Regions from separate parts of the Homo sapiens genome. Here region 2 is linked to region 1. A link is a loop called in an ENCODE intact Hi-C map of the cell type or tissue named here. Cell type or tissue: natural killer cell. All regions are shown on one strand. Each heading gives the region's core, and the rest is flanking DNA. Links, peaks and the distances in the headings are about the cores only.

Region 1 (8,346 bases), core at 166-8,165:
CCTGCTTTCACATCTCCTATTTCTTGGGCTCCTTAATAACTACTGATGGTTTGTTCATGAAAAAAAATTTTTAAATCAAAAGATTGTACTTGGCCCTGAGTTGAAAAAATTTCAAAAATCAAAAGTTTGTACTTGGCCCTGAGTTGAAAAAAAAAATTCACATTCTAAGAATAAACAGAAAAATGTTCTTCTTGGAAGTAAATAACAAAAGCCATAGTGTTTTCATTTGTCTTTTCTTCAGGATACACGGTAGAAGTCAGAGAATCTTTGATACTTTTATTTGGTGCAATAATCAAGGCCATGCAACAACCCAAAATCAAGCATTTTGGTTCAAGTCAGGATGACATGAGTGGGGACAGAAGCTGTGGCAGTCATTCAAATAATCTCATGGGTCCTGAGGAAAAGACAGGAGTTAATGTATTAAGTTTCTACTATATGCAGGAACTGTGTTAAATATTTTACATAAGTTTTGATAATAGCTAACATTAGCTGAGCACAAAATTTGGGCCCTGATTTGTGCTGAGTATCTTTCACAGATTACTGCTTTTAATCAGCAGTCCTTGTGAGCTAGGTATGATCATTATCCCCATTTTATAGATTACAGATGAGATTCTGAGGCACAAAGAGGCTAAGTAACTTGCCAAAGATCATACGATGTTAAGTAATGGCCCCTGGATTCAGTCTGCAGCCTGAATTCTTAACCAATTATACTGTGATTTCATTATTCTTCAGAATTACACTAAAAAGAAGGTATTATTCCCATTTTACAGATGAGGTATCTAAGCTCAGAGAAGCTAAACAACTTGTGCAACAATCACTAAGCTTATAAGCAGTGGATTAGGGTTAGATTTAGATATTTGTCTGGCATCCAAACCTGTGCTCTCCCTACAGTACCACATGGTTTCCACAGTCTCATCAGACCCCGGAATTTCACTCCCTGAGACTGCTTAATTGTGAATTTCCCAAACTGATTCACCAAGAGCCTACTGTCTCTGCTTTGTAGATAGCTTTGACCACATTCAATGACATTAGGAAAGACTCCATTTCCCAAGATGGCTCAGAAAATCAGATGCTATGACGCATGTTGAAAGTGAAAACCCATCTCTGAGAAAGAAGCATCTGTTTTATTAGTAAAAAAAAAAAATGAAATTTACAGCAATGTTGTGTGACTTCTCAAAATTCTTTCATTTTCTTATTTCAGAATGAATAGTGTTGTTCGTTGGCTGGGAATGGGGAAGAATGTGATTTTTAAAAATAAAGCATAATCAAACTCTGCATAAAAGGAAGTGCTCCCTTTGGCTTTCTGCCATTTTAACTAAATGTAACTCAGGGAACTTTCTTATTAAGTAGTGAATCAGCACCTAGCATGGCTTGCTACTAAACCAATAATAACTTAAGGCATTTCAACAAGAATAATTCTAAACAGAATAACGCTGAGGGAGTCACAAGTTTTCAGTATTTCAGACTACACTCTGAAAAAGAGTTACCCCTGGAATCTTAGAGTGTCACGGTGCCAATCCCAGTCAGGACAGCAGTCAAGTGCATGAGGCAGCAAACCCTTCCCACCTCAAAGATTCCTCAGTGGAAGATTTCTCAACAATTATTTCTGTCAAAGGCTTCCCAGCAAGGACACTTTTAAACCTTACATTTTTTCCAGTGGTTTTTTTTTTTTCCTTTTATATATCATTGTTATTTTGAAAACATCTCCTGAGGAACTAGTGTGATAGATTCTAAACATGGGTTTGGAACAGTCCCATCACCAACTTCAAAAAAAGAAGATGTGAGCTTCTAGGTTAATTGTAAAAACTCATTACATTTGCAGAGCTTTATTGACTTAATTTAAAATCATAGAACCACTAATAAGGTAACAATTATGGGGGCTTAAGATGTGCTAGGTACCACTCTAAGCACTTTTTTGGTCACCACAAAATGATGAAAGTATGATGTAGGTACTATTATCATCCCACTTTAAGATGAGAAAATTGAGGTAAAGAAAACTTAAGGAACTTGTGTAACATGGTAGGGCTAAGCCTCGGGACCCAACAGTCAAACTCTATGGCCATCATCTAATCACAAGGCTATACTACCTCCCCTGATTGCAAGAAGACTCAGGTCACAGGTAAAAGGAACTGCTCATCAGAAGTGATGAGTTTTACATGTCTCAGAGATAACTCCAAAGTTACACTAAACCTTCTAAATCAAAATAAGAAATAGTGCAACATCTTAGAGTTTGGTAGCTCCAAGCAATAGACATTTTTAAACAGGGTGCATGGGGAAAAGCTGTAGTTTTTATCTCCATCAGCCTATTTGCTTATTACAACTCAATAATGGCGAAGGGAAGCTCAACATTTTGCTGGTTTCTGTTGAACAAATTCCCACAGTGCACTAGACCACACGCCTCAAACACCTACCGCTTCCAGCCAACCAGCATCACATATTACCAGAGTTATGGTAATTTATACCTGGCAAATAAAGGAAGAACAGAATAGTGATGAGAGAAACCCTCAAATTTCAGTAACAATAATGCAGAGAATAAGGTTCCTTCCAATTTTTAAATTAAAAAGAAGACAAGACTTTTTTTTAATTTAGGAAAAGCAAAAGGTAATCATGTCTTAAATGAACTTCACATACTATTAGATGAGATAAGGTGTGTAAACCTTGAGCCCACAAGAAGTACATTGGTAGTGATTAAGAGTGTGGGCTCTAGGGCCGCGCTGCCTGCCTCTGAGTCCCAGGCCTGCCTCCTGCTGGTTGGGAGACTTTAAACAAAGGATTCAGTCGCCCTGTGCTTCAATACCTCAGCTGTGAAACGAAGACAATAATAGGTGTACCTCACAAGTTGTTATGAAGATTAAATGAAACAATATGCATTTTGTATATAAAACACTGCCTGGCACAGAGAAAGTATTCAACACATGTTAGCTATTATTATTCTTCTAAGGGGCACTCAATAAACAATAGCTACTATTTTAAAAACTTCCAATGAGGAAAACACAATTAAACAAGTTCTTTTGTGTTCTCTGTTAATATGAATCCCAGTTTGAGACCCACAACTAAAATAGGAAAAGTAGAAGGAGTGTCGCTATAAATTTCACATTGACACAAGAAATCTATTCCCAGGAGTCGTTGAGAGATCTTTGTTTCTTCTCTTTTTTCTTCTTACTGAAGTTTATATGTTTACATTCCTCTGTATTCAGCCTGTTTGTCCATTTTTTCCTGCTTTGTGTTCATCTATTGTGCCAGCATTCTTTTCGTGGTATACAAAGATGAGATCAGATTCAAAAAGACTGGTTCAATATTTTTATAAAATAACATCAGCTTTGAGCCTCTACTATAAAGACACTGTTTTCAGTTCAAAGTACCAATGTTAAATAGAATGAATGTAGTGGACTTAGTAATATGAAGAGAGCTCTTCTGGGGAAATGTTTGTAAACCAAACATATTCTCTAAACAGGATAGTTGGTATCCTGAGTAACCTGGTAGCATAGTTGAAGCTTAAATAGGCCTATTACACTGAAAGTGGAGCAGTTGGCAACCCTATCCCTGAGACTACCCCACTTCAGACCTGCAACAGTTGGGCTGACCTAGGAGGGCGCAGCTCACAGCTGTCCTTATCCCTCCTTTCCACACTGTCCTAGGACAAAGGGTCAGCAACCTGGCCTTTTTAGAGTAATTGATCCCCTTGCCTGAGAGGCATGATCACTTTCCAAAAACAGAAAGAGTGAAACCTCGGCCTGAACAGAGCAAACTCCCAGCTCAGGGCAAGTGATGAAAAACAATTCTAAGAAGCTGAGCCACTGACATAGGGAGGAACTTAATATTCCAGCTGCCTTTCAAACCCAGGGAATTTTTGTGGGTTTTCTGGTACTTCTAGAATCCTTCTGAGTCAGAAGCAGAAGTCAAGACTCATCTTGAAGATAAAAAATCAAAACAAGCTGAGATTCTGAAAATGTTATCTGAATCCAGAATAGCTTTTGTTTCAAATGCAATTGAATTGATTTAGTCTTGCTTTCCTTTTGTGCCATTTAATTACATTTAAAAATAAAGCAAAACTAGGCCTCTTACTGTACTAAAAACCCCTTTGTTCTTTTTTCACCTAGCATATCTAACACTGATAAAGAAATGTTCACAAAACCATTTTCTAGAGCTAAGAATCTCTAAGGAATTGGTTGAACTAATATAATGTACTAATTTAAGGTTTCATTGCAATCCTTCCACAATTAGATCTTTGGTTTGGAGTTTTTTTTTTAATTCACACTCAGAGTCTGTTGGTTGTGGTTGGATTACTTATTACTGTTTAACAAATGGTGCAGATCATAATTCTTCACGTAAGTCCAATATGGGCTAGATTTTGAATTCTGCATTATGAAATACTCACTGAAATGTCACAACTCATTGTGGGTGGTATTACTGAAATAAACAGCAACACTAAATATATTACTTAGAACTTTTAATTTTAATTTTACATTGAATGAACTAATATGATTTCCTTTATATACAGCACTTTAGTATGAGCAAACTATTCCCTTCGTAGTGTAACATATAGCTTTCCACTTTTTGTTCCTAGTGTAAAATTAAGATTTCCCCACCTTAGAGATAGCCCCACCTTAGAGATTCTGATTTACTAGGTTTGGGTGGGACCTAGGAATTTGTTTTTGTAACATACAACCCAGGTGATTCTGATGCTAATGGGCTGTGAACTACACTTTGAATAACACTTTTCTAACATGCAAACCACTTAAATCAACTTTATTCTTTAAAACCCATAAATAGTTTTCCTGTTTATCCAGTCAGGGACAGCCAGACTTGTAAACTGCACCTGCTTCCACAGTCTTAGTGCCCCGTCTAAAAGGAACAGGCAGGCGCTGAAGCACTCATCTTGCCGATTTTATTTCAAACGTCCAGGAGATGGCAGCAAACTCTCCTTCCCTCTCAGTGCTTCACAGGCAGCCATTCTAAAGCTCGTTGCATTACAATTTGCTTTGAATATTCTTTTTTTAAAAAAGACAAAAGACTAAAGGGGGCCTTGAGACGTGATTTTTATCTGACCCCCTGCTTCTAATCAAGAATGAGTATAAATATTTCTAGGGATAGAATAGAATGATACAATTTTATTATCTAGAAAAGAGATTGAATTTCCTTGGCTATTTTTTCTTATCTCTGGGGAAAAAGATTGTATGACTTCCCTTGGCTGTTGGGCCCTAGACTCTGTTATCTCCAAATCCAAAATATTCTTACTAATAACTAGCTTAAATCTATCTGGCAGTAATCTAAACATTCTTATTTTGGGATCTAGGCTAATGGAAAATTTTGAAGCACTTTGAATGCTTATTAGCTTTTTAAAATGAAAATAAATACGATTATAAAATTTTCAAAAGAAAAAGGAAGTTCATGCACTTTATGCATCATAGGGAAAGAGCCCAATATTTTTGTTTAACTTTAACATTAATCTTGGCAAATAGAGTAGTATGTCAACAAAATGCAAAATCAGTCAGAGGCTGCTTATATGTTACAAGAGTGTACGGAACAAAGAAACAGGCAGACCCACTTGGTGACGGCTTTGATCCTAACAAGCACATTGTTTTCAAAACTTTGAGGCACTAAAGTTTATTTCTAAAACAGAAAAGATGGTGACGTGTTGGAAGTTCTGTGATGTGAAATATATGTTTGTACATTTACCAGTGGGAGGAGAAAAGACTAATGGGAGAGCTGGATATTATAAATGATGGGTTAATGCTGGAGCCTAGGTCACTGCACAGGTTTGATGCCATGTGGTCAATGAATGACTGATCTGTTCATTGTATTTTGTTTGTTTGGTTGGTTGTTTTTTTTCTTTTGTTTTTGTTTTGTTTTGTTTTGTTTTTAGACAGAGTCTCGCTCTGTCGCCCAGGCTAGAGTGCAGTGGCACCATCTCGGCTTACTGCCATGTTTTTTTTTGTTTTGTTTTTTGTTTTTGTTTTGGATAATTGCTTAAGAATTTAGACACACATACTACTAAAGGATCTCTCTTTTCCTCTCTTTCTCTCAAATGTGTATTGATGAGGGCCTATCCATTTTAGTCTCCCCAGAAGTTACTTTTTATCTTAGGCTAAGATTACATATCCATAGCAGTTAAGAGGGCTGATGTAGTATTTTAGCTAATTCATAATATTTTTGTAAATTCATCAATGCATTTGCATGAATTAATACTAAAAGTGAAAAAATTGTTTAACAATTGTAATAGTCAATAAATACCTAACATCAAATCAAAATGAAGGCAAACTTTGGGATGGGGAGAAGTCAGGAGAATACTAAAGAATGAGATCCTTTTAATAAATGTGTGGTCTACATGGCAAAATTTGCTGTAGTATTAACATACAATGTTATCTCAAGACAATTATACATTGCAGCTTCATGAATGCATTAAGAAAGCTATGCCGGCCAGGCGCAGTGGCTCACGCCTGTAATCCCAGCACTTTGGGAAGCTGAGGTGGGTGGATCACTTGAGGTCAGGAGTTTAAGACCAGCCTGGTCGACATGGTGAAACCCCACCTCTATTAAAAACACAAAAATTAGCTGGGCGTGGTGGCACATGCCTGTAATCCCAGGTACCCGGCAGGGTGAGGCAGGAGAATTACTTGAACCTGGGGAGCAGAGGTTGCAGTGAGCCCATATCGTACTGCTGCAGTCCAGCCTGGGTGACAGAGACAGACTCCGTCTCAAAAAAAAAAAAAAAAAAAAAAAAAAAGCTATGCAAATAAAAACCAGCTGTAATAGCAGCTATAGCCATGGGCAAAATTAAGTATTTGATCTCTAATTTCGTATGTCTGATAAGTAGACACACATTCCAATAACTCCCGAGACATCCTTTCAGTGATTAATGACAGACTACAACTATATCTGGAATTAGTGTTTTCAATGGAAGTAAATGCTGCTTATTCTGAAGAAATGTAACTGGGATACTTCTGATAAAAGATGTTTCCTAAGTTTCCCATTTGTATTTGAAAAGCACATGATCGTGACCATCATTGTATACTTCTCTTTAACCCATGTTTCTCCTCCAGCAAAACAATCACACATTTGAAAATCCCACATAGTTTATGGCATCTCCATGTCTCTAAAATGAAATGACATACATGAAATTATTGTGTAAATTCCCTCAAACAGGAAAGATATCATTAAATAAAACTTATCACTTGGACCAGAGATGTGATAAAGGAATTGAGCATAATTTTTTTCTATTCTGTGCTTAAGAAAACAAGCTGTTGATGCCTTTCCTGATGAAGAGCTGGATTTATGATTCCTAATTTTATTTTTATTTATTTTATTTTTGAGATGGAGTCTCACTCTGTCGCCCAGGCTGGAGTGCAGTGGCGTGATCTCAGCTCACTGCAACCTCCACCTCCCAAGTTCAAGTGATTAAGATTCCTAATTTTAAACCTCACTCTGGGGTCATGTTTTTGACCAGGAAAACATAAATATGATAGGGAGTAAATCTTACATTTCTCAAAGAACAGTAGGTTAAACAATTTCCCCAGGGCCCAGGATATTAATCAAAGGTTCCATTTAATAAGCTTAGAAACATAGTGGACAGAAAAGCAGTTACAAAGGCCAACTCAGTCATTTTCCTCATCCTGTATTCTCCACATCTTTGTGAAATTATGTTGTCACACACTGTATAGTTGCTGTGTCTTCGTCATTGCCATTAACTCGCTTTGAATTGTCAGAGATTTTTAATGTAATTAGAAGTCGTGACAGAGGATGCTTCTAAACACATCAGTGGGAAGTTTTGGGAATGTTATTGTGCAGAGGCCAAATCAAGTTTGTTACATGGTATGCACACATTTCTTAAGAATCCTTGTTGTTAACATCATAACTGATAAGATTTTTCTCTAAAAAAGCAAAAGGCATTTTAATTGGGAAATAATTTTGCTTAAGGGCTATTAGCTCCACTTCAAATAGCAGTCACATAATTATAACTGAATACAATACAAAACATGTTAGTTTTCTGTACTGATAATCATTACTCTCATAATAAATTAAGTGCTTACCATGTGCCAGGTACCAACATTTTTCTCTACAAAAACTTCCCACATGCTGGATGCAGTGGCTCACTGGAAGCAACTTGAGAGCCTGAGGTGAGAGGATGTCTTGAGCCCGGGAGGTTAAGGCTGCAATGAGCTATGATAACACCACTGCTCTCTAGCCGGGGTGATAGAGCAAGACCCTGTCTCAAAAAAACAAAAACCCAAAAAACTCCCACAAGGTCAAAAGATTGTTTATTTTAAACAAGATCAACATTCTTTGTTTATTATGAAAATTACTTGTTTCTCCATAGAAACTGACGAAGTCTGAACTTTTTATATA
Region 2 (8,346 bases), core at 201-8,200, 1.0 Mb after region 1:
ATATTGTGAGAATTGCCAAAATGTGACAGAGACACAAAGTGACTGTGTGTCGTTAGTAAAAAAAACACTGATAGATTTGCTCTATGCAGGGTTCCCACAAAGCTTTGATTTGTGAAAAATGCAGTATCTGTGTGTGTGATAAAACGCACAACAAAACAAGGTATGCCTGTATTAGTTTATGTTTTGGGGCACACAGTGTATACAAATATGATTTTAAGACATCAACCAAAAGGAGTAGGGACGAACCTGTAAGGGAGCACAGAGGTGGATGTTATTGAGGTGAAGCTGGTAAAAATTCCAATTAGATTGGCATAACTTTAGGATGTCAGATGTAATCCCCATGGTAGCCACAAAGAAAAATCGCTATAAAATATGTAAAAATGGAAATGAGAAAGAAATGTAAACGTTTTAATATAAAATATCAAGTGAACACAAAAGAAGACAGTAATGCAGAAAATTATTGACAAAAAACTACAAACCATATAGAAAACAAGTAGCAAACTGTTAGAAGTCCCTTTGTTGTTAGTAATTACTTTAAATGTAAATGCATTAAACACTCCAATTAAAGGATTGGCCAAATGGATTAAAAACCATAATCCAAATATATGTTACGTGCAGGAGGCTCACTTTATTTTTTTTTAATTTTGAAATTTTTTATGAGATATGGGATCTCACTATGTTGCCCAGGCTGGACTCGAACTCCTGGGCTCAAATGGTCCTCCTGCTTCAGCCTCCCGGGTTGCTATCACTACAGGCATATACTACTGCGCCTGACATTGAGATTCACTTTAGATCCAAAGGCACAAATAGATGGAATGTGAAAGAATGAAAAAAAGATGTTCCATGCAAACAGTAACCAGAAGCGAGAAGAGATGGCTATACAAATATTTTTTTAAAAAAGCTTTAAATCAGAAAAGACAAGAACAAGAGACAAAGGAGGAGACAAAGAAGGACATTGCACACTTAGAGGGTTCAACCCAGCAGAAGTTATAACAAGTATAAACATGCATGCATCTAAAAACAGTCAATTAAAATACATAAAGCAAAAACTGAAAATTGCATGGATAAATAATCAGTTCTACAATAATAGTTGGAGATTTTAATATCCCACTGTCAATAATGAATAGGACAACCAGACAAAAAATAGGTAGGAAATAGTGAACTTAAACAACACATGAATCAGCTATATCTATCAGACAAAATTATGATTACAAAAAGAAGCATGGTGGTTACCAGGGGCTGGAGGGAGGGGAGAATGAGGGGTTATTGTTTAATGGTAATAGCATTTCCATTTTACAAGATGAAAAAGGTTATGGAGATGGATGGTGGTGATGGTTGCCCAACATTATGAATGTATTTAATACTACTGATTGTACACTTAAAATAATATGATGGCAAATTTATGTTATGTAAAAAACAATTTAAAAAACTAGAAAAAAATGAGAAAAAAGCCAATAAAAATTATTCTTGTTATTTATTTTAATTTGATAGATGAGCTCTTAATAGAATAACAGTGACAGAGTCTGTGTCTCAGTCAGCTCAAGCCACCATAACCAAATCCCATAGACTGGGTTACTTAAACAACAAAAGTTTATTTCTCACAGAAAAAAATTATTTCTCACAGGAGGTTTAAAGTCCAAGATCAAGGTGCTGGCATTTTCAGTTTCTGGTAGGGGCTCTCTTTCTGGCTTGTAGACAGCCACTTTTTAACTATATTTTTACATGGCAGGGAGAGAGAGAGGTGAGGGCGTCAATATATGAATTTAGGGGGACACAATTCAGTCCATAGCAGTCTCTCATTTATTTCTTTAAACTGAATTTTCACCCTAAAAATCACATAGAAGAGATAGTACAAGGTGATGCTATGCCAGTAATACCAACATTTAAGCACATCACAAAGACAAAACTACACTATTTCCTCTTTCTCTCTTTCTCTCTCTTTCTCCCTCTCTCTCTTTCTCCCTCTTTCTTTTCTATTTTCTTAATTCTATTTTTTCTCTTAAAATTTTTAATCGATGATAAAATGTCTGTATAGAAAAGGAGGTTGTATACTGTTAAGAGCATGAGCTCTGGAATCAAACTACTACCTGGTTTTGAACCCCTGATCATTACTCACTACCTATGTGACACTGGGAAAACCAGTTATACTATTAAAGCCTCCATGTCCTCATCTGCAAGACAGAGATGATGATAAGTTACCTCATAGGGTTGTTATGAATTTTAAATAATACCATAGAAAACTTTCTATGGTACCCAACATAGCAATCTCTCAGCTAATGTCAATTATGCTTATGGGAAGACTTTACATTTCAAAATAGCAAGCAATATTACAGATATTCTTCCATGACCAAAGGGAAGGCAGAGAGAAAAGGTAGTAAAGTCAATCGAGCAACTACAGGTGGCCAAGCTCTTTGCCAGGTAGTTCATGTACATCATTTGCATTTCCTCGAAGTAGCCTTATGAGATAAGAATTTTCATTTTTACAGATGGAGAAACTGAGGCTCCATCAGTTAAGTAACCAAGAGCCACATACCGAACAATTCAGAGAGTCCAGTGTGTCTGATTCCAAAGTCACATGGTGTTTCCACAACGAAACATTGTTTCCTCCCAGATGTGTGTTGGCTCGGGGGGCAGGACTATATTTTAAAGCACATCGCATTTAGGCAGGCTCCTAAATTATTTAGCTGGCATGTACATGCGAATATCGTCATCATCCTTCAGCGTTTGTATTCGGTGCTCATACTCCACTCAATCTCTCCTCCCCAAAATGGCTGGTTCTGGAACCCCTAAGCACTTGGCAGCATGTTACCAACTCTCAGACAGGAAGTTTTCATTCTCTTCCACAGTTGATAGTCGATGCCTGAGACTTTAAGGAGCCACACCGCGGGCTTGAGAGACGCTGGGAGTCGCAGTCAGGACTGCGAAAGAACTCAAGTGATGATTCACCTCCTGAGGTCTACTTGCTCACATCTCTATGGCAGATACCGGGCTGCGAATTGTGGCTCCCTTTTGACTAAACCTTTTCACTCCCTGCTTAGCCTGGTCTCTATCCTGGGTCACTGCCACTGTGAGTAGTTTCGCTTCTAATTCTGGCCATCTGGACCTCTACTTCCCAGTTCCTGATTTTTGCCTCCACAAAGTGAAGGATGCCCAGGCCCTGAGAGCAAGCACGTACTCCACTGCCCTTTGCTGCCCTCTGCTGACCATAACTGGAAATGATGGTTACTCTTTCAGGCCCTGTCTCAAGGCAGGTACTACAGTGAGAAGAACGAAGCCTGGAACACAAAATTTTGAGGGTGAGCCCCCAAACTAACTAAATTAGATAAATAATATTTTAATGCAATAGTTTTAAAAGTCAAAATAACTGTAAAAAATACATGATGAACAAAATATGTAAATGTACCCTAAATCATACTCCTAGCTTCTGTGTACACAAGCCATGGCATCTGTCTTTTTATTAAAGGGAAAGTCCTAGTATCACAGTAGAAAACCATGCTACCAGTATTGATCACCTTTTTTCCATCATTCACATAGATTTTTAAAACTCACAAAATTTAGAAGAAATAAACAGCAAAAATGAGAACGTCCAAGTGGAGCAGATATACTAGGTGACTCCTGAAGAAAGTAGGTAATTAAGAGAACAGAAGAAAAATTGATCTTTCAACAAATATTAACATCTTCATAGTTAAGAAGCAAATGAATGGGTGGCTAGAATCAAGCACAGTAAAAAATGTTTATGTTTTATGTTTAATTTCTTGGATATTAAAGATATAGGCTAAATGAATAATTTCATAAGAAGGCTTGAAGATTGAGTTTATGGACTCCTTTTCTATCTTGTCACTTGGAACATTCATCGTTCAGTATTAATGAACTAGATTACATTTTCTCCCCTTAATAGGTAGACTCATGCTATTTGATCAATCAATAAGGGGTAATTCAATAATCAGGATAATGAAAATGCTATTTCAATTTGTAGAGTCAACAAATCAACGAAACTGGAAGACAATAATAACTATAAAAGAGAATCTAACTAGTATTAAAATTGATAATGGAAAAAACACAAAAGTCTGAATGTTAAGGTAGCAGAGAGATGTGGCCAGCAATGTCAGACACAAATTCTTGTACCTTCTATAGCAAGGAATCAACATACTAAAATTGATGTAACAAAATATAGAGCTTGAACATATTCTTTAAAATTATAAAGATAACCACCAGAAGAAAATAATATGACTAGAAAAACTCAGGAGTAGATGGATAAAGAAATACGAACTAAGTTTCTCATCTTTCAATAGATGTGACCTAAAGTTGAAAAACAACAACAAAAAAAATAGTAATATTAACATATGCTTAAAGGTATGGTGATAACCACTAACAGAACAAAACATGTTTGAAAATAAGGAGCTAGATTAGACGTGGGGAGTGGGGGAATGAAGACAGGTGGATAATTTACTCTTCACTTGGTACCATTCTGTACTGTTTGATTTTATTAACTTATGAGCATATTAATTTTACACTATAAAAGTTAAAAAAATGAAAACAAAACTTTCTGCAGCTGCAGCTCTTGGCACTATTTCTTTCCCCAGCTGCAGTCACTCTCCTCATACTCATGGTTAGGTCCAATTGAGACAGGAAGAAATTAAAGGGCAACAGAAAAAGTACCTGCCCTGAAGTTCAGGGTTTCTGGGGTCTTCTTTCAATTTACTGTGTTCTGTCTTTACAGGGGCCTAATTCTTTGGAATACTAACTTTTGACTATTTCAGTCCATCAGATCTAGAATCTCCTTAAAGCTTTGCTAAACTTTGACATCATTCTCTTATTTCTTGAGAAGAGTAAGCTTGACTCCCTGGCTCTTTCTGTGATCCTTGAGTTTTAACTTCTTTTTTTTTTTTTTTTAATTTTGACTATGGTTAACTATTGGTCAGCTGGGACCAACCTGACCTGCCCAGGTAGGAATGAAAAGCATATGGAATAGTGGTGACAATTACTATTATCTGAATAAATACAATATGATATATTATTAAGTTAAAATAGTGCTAAGGGAGTAGAGTGATGGTCACTACTCCATTCCTCATGTTTCCACAAAGGAGAGACTTCACGCTCCTAGAGAGAACGCACCTGAAGATATTTGGGAATAGAGGTTTAATCTAGACTAATCACAGTCTTGCACTGAAGTGCTAAAAGCATGAAATGCAAGACATGAAGAAATCAAAACATCTAAATTTTCTAAGAAGGAATAATGTCTCAAATGTCATTCACTGAGAAAGTAGGTAATATACATGGGGAGTTTGCCAGAAGCATTGCCACTACACCTACCACCACCACCACCACACACACACATACACACACACACACTAAACATGTGGAAGCATAATTGTTGATGGGCAGTTTCTGCTCAGTGTATATAGATTTACAGCCTGTGAACTCTTGACACTGGCACCGCTGGCTGGCCCTCCCTGGAACAGAAACCCAGCTGTTTTCAGGTCCTTCTGTCTACAACACAGGTACCATTAAGTTATCTGCCATGCTCTTTGGGTGGCGACAACCGTGTCAAAAAAGATTACACCATTCACTTAATTTGGGGACCATAATTTTGCTTGTAATAACTTACATAGTGGAGCCACAGTTTCTTTTGTGATTAGTTACCCCTTGGAGAGCTGAATTACTTAGAAATTTGAATTAATTTTGAAAAGACTGAAGAAGCTGTAACCATTCCTATGAAAGACGGCCCAGGTTATAGCTGAACTTATAGGAACCCAGAGATCAGTGTAAGACCCTCTGGCTGAGAATGAGCCAATTGTATAGAATTGGGAATGAAGGAATTTGACCTTAATTTCTATGGGCTTTTCATTTGCAAGGGAATTTAGTCTGGAGGGTTAAAAAATGAGAAGAGTTTCATATTGTTCAACTTTAGAATATTTTTATGTTGTTGATCTGGTCTTGGCATTCATGAATACATTCATGAATGTATACATGAATATAAAATGAATACATTCATTAATTCTGGACAACATGACTGAGCATAATCAGTAATAGGAAATAGAATGGGGAATACATTTTCTGCTTAGGGTGCTGCATGCAGTTCTGTCTGACTCATGTTGCTAGAGACTTTTGTTGGCAAAAAGCGAAATGCCCATTGGCAGCTCTGGAGGGAATTAGTGTGGAAAGAAGGAGGGTTTAGGAAAGTGAGAACATGACGGCCCTGTGAGCAAGCAACTTCCCTGCTGAGAGGAACAGCCCACCCTGGCTTACTTCCAAGTTGCTTAAGTCCAGTGGGTTATGACATTGTTTCCCAGCCTTCCTTCATATGTGGCCTTCGTGTCTGCATATCGCTCACACTAATACTGATATAATATTTTTCCTTAAATATTGTGTATACTTTTAAAATCTTTCGCTCAATTTTTTACTCATGATAAACAATGTTACATATTTTTCTGATTACAACATATATATTACTAAAACTTTTTAAAAAAATGCCTGTCATCATGCTACCTAAAATCAACTTACATAATGCCAGTGGAACACACACTGTAATATACCAAGAGATGAAAAAGCTGGCAAATAGCAGGAGGGATGCTTGTTACTCCACTCTTAGGGTTTCTGTTCCAATCCTGATGACAGAAAACAGCACTGGAGTAACGTTCTGGGGCCCTCTCTCCACTTTTTCTCTCAGCCCATCCCAAGCAGCAAAGAAGAAATTTTTCCATGGCTTGTAGCAGCTCGAGTACAGTGCTTTCTAATTTTGCCCTTGGCAATTCAGCATGCAAGGCTTCCTCCTAGGTTGGAGTTGGGCTGGAGAAGGAAGAATGAAGTTGTCTGGCCCTTCCACCTGTGACTACACAGGCTGCTTGGTTCACTTAAGAAGGAGTAGCAAACCCTATTTCTGACTTAAGTGTAAGGCTCATTCTCCAATCCAGCTTTACTATAGAGTGCTGTAATTTGGGTAATAATACATATAATAAATTTCAATCTTCTTCTGTTTCCTGCATCTATGTCTCAAGTTGGTTAAAACTCACAAAGTAGAAGGATCAGGATTACATGTTAAACACAAATTCCAACACACCTTTGGTTACAAAAACAAGTGAAAGAATTAGAGAAGAAATGTTGCTGGAAAGAAAATGAATGCTCCTGTTTTAAAGCAAAATGCCCTGTGTGAACATTTAATGGCAGTATTATGAAAAGTTAATGCAATATTCAAATATTTTGACTACAAGTTCTTACTTCCTCAATTTGGAGTGAGATTCACACGGTATTCTAGTCTTTTTGTAGCTAAGTCTGGAGCAGGAGAACCCTCCTCTGTCCCCTAGACTCTGAGAGGAAACAAGATATAATAAAAGGATTTGGTTCCTATTGGTTTGGGAATTGGGCCAGCACATGGATTCTGGATGTTTGCAGTTGGGCAAATTACTTAACCTTCCTGAATCTTAGTTCTTAAATCTATAAAGTGGGGATATCAATTCTCACAGGGTTGTTGCAAGGATTGAGATAATGCATGTAATGAATGAATTTGAAGACTGATCCCTTCCCTGCCCACAAACTGAGCTAAAGATGTTCTATAAAGGATTCAGACTCCCCAGTGTTTCTTCATGGTTTTGCTTTATGGGTCTCCTCTGGGGCGATGGAGGCATCAGCGGAGTTGTAGAATTTCCATTTTGGATGCAGTCCTTCTCTCCCCACCCTCTTCTCCCTCACAGCCCTAAATTGAGGTTTGGGGGCTGTTCCTTGCTCCAGAGGACTCCTCATTTGGAACTCAGACTTAATTTCCTTTATCTCATGGCTCTCCCCATGTCCCATCATCAGTTTCTAAGACCACAGCTTGTGGCCCAAGTCTTCCATTTCCCCACTAACCCCAACCTCCATTCATTTAGGAGTCAGCTGAACAGATGTAAAGCACTTCAGTGGTGCCTGGCATACAGTAGATGATCAATACCCATGAATTTCCTTTCCTAGACTTGGAGGCTGTAAGCTTTACAGCCTGTTTTTAAAGAGCTGTACTGACTCTTATGAGTGTGAACACAGTGATCCAATAACTGCATGTTAGATATGAAATATTTTGCACATCACAGACCCAATCTTTAAAACCACTAGCATCTGTACTTGGTCAGTGAGACTGCCATTTCAGAAAGAAATTCATATCCATGTCTAGGCATCCACTAGATATGTCCATATCTAGAAAGTTTTTTAAAGTGTTTGGACTCTTTCCCTTGCAAGGAAATGGACTATGGGTGGTCCAGCTTATATTTGGGATGCCTTTTTCCACACAGATAAAATTCCAAGAAAATAAGATTTTGATCTCATGTAAGTTCCTTTGTGCAAACAAGCTTGCATAGCAAAATGGTGCAGATAAAT

The links. A loop is a pair of places that touch in the nucleus more often than their neighbours do. Peaks named below come from ENCODE experiments on the same cell type or tissue, not always from the same donor. Only the 100,000 strongest peaks of a DNase experiment are listed, where the experiment ranks them.
Region 2: a loop joins it to region 1, with 5 times the contacts of the local background. A loop is called at or near these places in 6 of 110 quality-filtered maps.

The regions. Positions count from the first base shown.
Region 1 is chr4:119,037,238-119,045,583 of GRCh38, forward strand. The region is part of intron 4 of SYNPO2 (synaptopodin 2); the gene reads left to right. Among named protein-coding and RNA genes, the nearest start is that of SYNPO2-AS1, 57 kb to the left of the region's middle. In natural killer cell, for the core only: CTCF peaks have their summits at 4,914 (motif pointing right) and 5,121; a DNase peak (open chromatin) is centred at 4,914.
Region 2 is chr4:120,046,875-120,055,220 of GRCh38, forward strand. No RefSeq gene overlaps it. Among named protein-coding and RNA genes, the nearest start is that of MAD2L1, 16 kb to the right of the region's middle. RefSeq lists an enhancer at 2,825-3,204. In natural killer cell, for the core only: CTCF peaks have their summits at 3,219 (motif pointing left) and 3,420; a DNase peak (open chromatin) is centred at 3,187.